Regions from separate parts of the Homo sapiens genome. Here region 1 is linked to region 2. Evidence: read pairs that join two places in POLR2A ChIA-PET (ENCODE). Cell type or tissue: Panc1. All regions are shown on one strand. Each heading gives the region's core, and the rest is flanking DNA. Links, peaks and the distances in the headings are about the cores only.

Region 1 (2,921 bases), core at 168-2,667, 350 kb after region 2:
ATAGAAGCCTTGTTATATGGGGTTCCCATTATGTAGGGTGATTTGATAGTAAGAATGGAATATACAGACCCACCAGAAGGAGGCTGGCTTCTCCTGCACATAGGCATGCCCTGGAAAGAGAAGCATGCTTTACCACTGGGAGGAAGGGAGAGCTCTCGCCAATCTAACAAGTCCTTTATTTGGAGATCAATTAAAAAGATTTCATAAAGTAACAAGTCTTTAAAAAGAGCATTGTCTTCCAACTCAACAATGCCACTCATCTCTAGGAATTCTTTCCCAAGAAAATATATAAATGAGTGTGGAAATGTTTAGATACAAGGATGTGCATAACAGCATCACTTGTAGAAATAAAAACTGGAAAAAAATCTCATGTTCAGTAGTAGGGCTTGGTGAATAAATCATGACAGTGATTCAATGGAATACTATGCAGCCATTAACAACGATATACAGACGACTGTTATGGATATAGAAAGTCATTTGCATTTTAGAAATTTGAAGATTATCAAACAGCACAATTCCACCTTTGTGAACATAAATATGCACATATTTAATGTGGTGGGCAGCCTCTAAGATGGTGCCCAATGACATCTCTCTCCTGGTATTCACAGCTTTATGTAATCTTTTTCCCTTGAATAATTTGTTTCTAACTGATAGAATTTTGCAACATCGAGGAAATGTCAACTCCATGATGAGGTTACAGATTTGGTGACTTCCATCTTGCTCTGAGACTCCCTCTATTGTCTTCTTGGCTTGCTCACTTTGATGAAGCAGCTTCCACGTGGAAAAGGTCCTCATGGCAAGGAAAGGAGGGTGGCTTGCCACCAACAGCCATTGGAAAAATGAGGTTCCAGTTCAACAACCCACAGAGGGGAACTGAATCCTGCTCACAATCACTGAGTGAGTTTGGAGAGGGATCCTTCCCTAGCTGAGCATTCAGATGAGACTCCAGCCCAGGGCAACACTTTGATTGCAGCCTCTTAAGAGGCTGTAAAGAAAATAACACAATTTATTCATGGCCAGTTGAAGACAATGCTCACTTACTACGAGATAATGTGCGTGTTGTCTGAAGCTGCTAAGTTGATGGTAATTTGCTACATGGTAAGAGAGAATTGACACCCAGGTCAAGAGGTCTGGATACTACAAAATATTGGACGTTGTTATGTCTGGAAGGCATAAATGTAGAATTCTTAAAATGTTTGGGGGCTAAAGATCACTTACATATGGTACTGGCAGGCTTTTATATTTTATTCTGATGAAAAAGTTGAGATTTTGACATTGTCATTGAATAAACAGAAGGGTGACTTTAACAGTTTACAATTTGTTTGGTTGATTTCATATTCTTATGACAGAGCTATCATGTCTTCAAGACACACTATGTTTATGGTGGTAGTGGGGGGTTGTGATTTGAGGTGACTTTAATTCACATTCTTTTTTTCTTTTTCTTTGGCACACGTTGGGTTCTCTGGAGGTAGACACTGAGATGAATGAAGTATGGGTTACAAGATGTTTATTAGCTATCAACAGTTGTGGAAAGGAGGGAGCAGAAGCAGCATTGAGTGGAAGGAGATCAGCCCTTCTTACCGGGGACAGCCACCTCTGAACATCTTAGTGATGTTGGTGCCCCTAACTCCTGGCCTTAGAAAATGGTATCTCCTTTGAGTCTTTCTTAGCACATCTGTTGAACATTGGAACATCTGTTGTATCTTCTGGCTGCACATGATATATTTACTCCAGAATGCCTACTTCGCAGAGCCTTTTAATCCCTTCCTGCAGCATCTGCCATGCAGTTCTGGTATTTCAACTTCACTTCGCATGAACTGTCACTTGTTCCGTGTTTCTAGGGTCCATCATAGTAGCAAGTTTGCATCATTTCCCAGACTTCTTGACAAGGTGTATCTTGGGAGAGAGCTCCCAAATCAATATACTCTGCCTGAGCCATGTTCTCACCCCACTGATTGAACACCCATGGTCACTGATTAAACACCCCCCCTCCTGCTAGCACATCATGGCTAGAGCTTACAGCCTGTTTGGGATATAGCTCCTTTCCTCCTGTAACAGGCCCACAGACTGGTTATGTTGTGACTTAGCCCTATTACAGGCCTAATGGGCAGGAGAGGAGGCAGGGGCAAATCCTGAAAGGGTTGTATGTTGTCTAATGGGGAAGCAGCTTCTGCATTAAATCTTAGACCTTCATAGGGAGGGTTAGGACTTTTTTTTTTTTTTTTTTTTTTTGCAGGTGTGGAGAATTCCGAGGAATCTGGGAATTCAAAATTCCAGAAGCATCTGCCTAGATATTCTCATTCCAAAAATGTGGGCCTGATTTTTCCCACTCCAGGACCCTGTCTTTAACATAACAGAGCTGTTTTGGTTGAGGACTGAACTTCTCTGGAGTTTGTCTGCTCTTACTATGAAGTCCTGAGCCTGGGCCTCAGCTTTCTCTGTCCTCCCACTGCAGGACATGAAAGCCTCTTTGTTAGGTACCAGGAAGGTCCTCTGGCTTTCATACTTGCCTTTCAATTGTAGCTTTTCAGGAACGTTTTCTGGAATATCAGTGGTGCTTAACAATAGCCTTTCAAGCCATTATCCTTATAGTTATAGTCCTATAGTCCCACCCCAGTACGTACTTGTGGTCAGTTGCTCCATCAAATGTATTGTCTTCCATTGTCGTGCCATCCCAGCTCATCAAAGCTGAGAGTTTTAACAACTGGACTGCTACCTCATGCCGGAGGCTGTCCATGCTCCACCCACCACCAGTGATGGGGTCCTCATTGCCAGCTGGCAGCCAGTGCTCCTCCTCAGAAACTCCAGCCTGCTTTCTTGAACCACCCCCAGTACCAATTATCCTAGGTTGCGTTCTCTGAAAGCAGATGGGATTTTTATGGGTACTAACACCCATGAGAGGAAGGGAGAGGCAGCAGGTT
Region 2 (2,921 bases), core at 280-2,779:
ACCATCTGAGGCAGCCTATTCAATTTAAATGGTTTTCAAGCTTATTTTCTTTCATGATAAACTTTTAAATATGACTATTAAATCAGGATAATACAGAAAAGTAGAAGGCAGAAAACTCAATGCTTGTCATCCATTTGTCAGGGACAACACTTCGGTGCCTCTTGTCCAGTATTTACAAGACAATCATTTTTTTCGCAGTCATGTGGTGTAATGTTCAAGAGTTTATAGGAACATATTTTTTTGCTCAGTATATAAAACTTGGGAAATACAGGGAATGTAAATTCTCTAGCTTCCTTCAACCCAGAGAGAGCTCTGCTTACGTTCGTGAGGCGGCCGGGGCAGCCAAGGGCGGTGGTTAAAAGGGTGTATTTAAAGTCAGACAACCCTGAGGGACCATGGGAAAACTTCTCAAATCTCTCCTTAAGTCTCAGCTTTCTCATTTTTTAATGGCTTCTGTCTTTTCTTTTAAAGTGAGGTGAAGGAGAGCGGCGGCGGCGGCGCGGGTCGGCAGCGGGAGGGCGCGCGGCGGGGCGGAGGCGGAGGCGGAGTCGGCGCCGAGAACATGGCCGGAGGCAAAGCTGGAAAGGACAGTGGGAAGGCCAAGGCTAAGGCAGTATCTCGCTCACAGAGAGCTGGGCTACAGTTTCCTGTGGGCCGCATCCACAGACACTTGAAGACTCGCACCACAAGCCATGGAAGGGTGGGTGCCACTGCTGCCGTGCACAGGGCTGCGATTCCGGGGTACCTCACTGCAGAGGTGCTGGAGCTGGCAGGTAATGCTTCTAAGGGTCTCAAAGCAAAGCGTATCACTCCGCGTCACTGGCAGCTTGCAGTCCGTGGTGATGAAGAGTTGGATTCTCTTATCAAGGCTACCACAGCTGGGGGTGGCGTGATCCCCTCACATCCACAAATCTCTGACTGGAAAGAAGGGACAGCGGAAAACTGCTTAGAGGGATGCTTTAACCAACCCTCTTCCTCCCCGTCATTGTACTGGAACTGGGACAGAAGAAATAATGGGGATATGTGGAATTTTTAACAACAGTTAAATGGAAAAGCATAGACAATTACTGTAGACATGATAAAAGAAACATTTGTACGTTCTTAGACTCGAAGTTTGATAAAAGTACCTTTTCATGTGGTGAAAAAAAAATAAAGTGAGGTGAAATTCAGATAACATATAATTAGCTCCTTTAAAGAGTAGAATTCAGTGGCAGCTAGAGTATTTGTAATATTGTGCAAACAGCACCCTCTAACAATTTTTCAACACCCCAAAAGAAACACCTCATAAGCATTAAGTAATCACTCCCACTTCCCCTTTCTCCCATCCTCTAGTAATTACTAATCTGCTTTCTGTGCCTATGGATTTGCTCACTCTGGAAGTATCATAAAAGGAATCATATAATATGTGAGCTTTTATGCCTGGCTTCTTTTACTCAGCATAATGTTTTCAAGGTTCATTTGTGCTGTAGTATATATCAGTTATTAGATCCTTTTTTTTTTTTTTTGAGACAGAGTTTCACTCTTGTCCCCCAGCTTGGAGTGCAATGGCACGATCTCAGCTCACTGCAACCTCCGCCTCTGGGGTGCAAGCGATTCTTGTGCCTCGGCCTCCTGAGTAGCTGGGATTACAGGCACGTGCCACCACGCCTGGCTAATTTTTGTATTTTTAGTAGAGACAGTGTTTCACCGTGTTGGCCAGGCTGGTCTCGAACTCCTGACCTCAAGTGATCCGCTTTCCTCAGCCTCCCAAAGTGCTAGGACTACAGGTGTGAGCCATCTCTCCCAGCCAGATCATTTTTCTCATAGCTGAATAATAGTCCATTGTGCAGATATACCACAATTTGTCTATCTATTCATCTACTGATGGACATTTGGGTTGTGGTTGTTTGGCTCATGTTTTTTGTGTTCCATTTAAGAAATTCCTGGCTAACACAAAGTCACAAAGATTTTCTATATTTTCTTGAAGAAGTTTTCTACTTTGAACTCTTAAGGTTTATAATCAGTTTCTAGTTCAATTTTATGTGTAGTGTGAGATAAATGTGAGATGCTCTTTGCAGCAACATGGCTACAGCTGGAGGATATTATTGAGGTGTTGAGGTTCATTATCATTTTTTTTTTTAACTTTTAGGTTCAGGGGTACATGTGCAGGTTTGTTTTGTAGGTAAATTGTGTGTCACAGGGAAGGTTCATTATTTTATTTTATTTTTATTTATTTATTTTTGAGACAGAGTTTTGCTCTTGTTGCCCAGGCTAATTTTGTATTTTTAGTAGAGACAGGGTTTCTCCATGTTTGTCAGGCTGGTCTTGAACTCCCAACTTCAGGTCGTCTGCCCACCTCGGCCTCCCAAAGTGCTGGGATTACAGGTGTGAGCCACTGTGCCCGGTCTCATTATTTTATTTATTAATTTTTTTGAGACGAAGTTTTGCTCTTGTTGCCCAGGCTGGAGTGCAGAGTGGTGCGATCTCGGCTCACTGCAACCTCCGCCTCCAGGTTCAAGTGATTCTCCTGCCTCAGCCTCCTGAGTAGCTGAGATTACAGACATGCACCACCACGCCTAGCTAATTTTTGTATTTTTAGTAGAGACGGGGTTTCACCATGTTGGCCAGACTGATCTCGAACTCCTGAACTCAGGTGATCCACCCACCTCGGCCTCCCAACGGGCTGGGATTACAGGTGTGAGCCAGTGCACCTGGCCTGGGTTCATCATTTTTTCATGCAGATAACCAATTATTTCAGGACCATTAGTTGGACTGTTTAAAAAAATTTTTTTCAACTTTTATTTTAGTTTCAGGGGGTACAGGTGCAGGTTTGTTACATGGGTACATTGCATGTCACTGAAGTTTGGTGTACAAATGATCTTGTCACCCAGGTAGTGAGCATAGTACTCAATAAGGAGTTTTTCAACACTCTTCCTCCTTCC

What was found. ChIA-PET counts read pairs that join two places held together with the same protein. Peaks named below come from ENCODE experiments on the same cell type or tissue, not always from the same donor. Only the 100,000 strongest peaks of a DNase experiment are listed, where the experiment ranks them.
Region 1: POLR2A ChIA-PET joins it to region 2 with 6 read pairs; 3 of 35 experiments call an interaction of 5 or more read pairs at or near these places.

Annotation. Positions count from the first base shown.
Region 1 is chr15:92,377,419-92,380,339 of GRCh38, reverse strand. No RefSeq gene overlaps it. Among named protein-coding and RNA genes, the nearest start is that of ST8SIA2, 15 kb to the left of the region's middle. In Panc1, for the core only: no CTCF peak of the experiment used is centred there; no DNase peak of the experiment used is centred there.
Region 2 is chr15:92,731,837-92,734,757 of GRCh38, reverse strand. It overlaps the pseudogene H2AZ2P1. Among named protein-coding and RNA genes, the nearest start is that of FAM174B, 78 kb to the right of the region's middle. In Panc1, for the core only: no CTCF peak of the experiment used is centred there; no DNase peak of the experiment used is centred there; H3K4me3 peaks cover 750 bases; H3K27ac peaks cover 824 bases.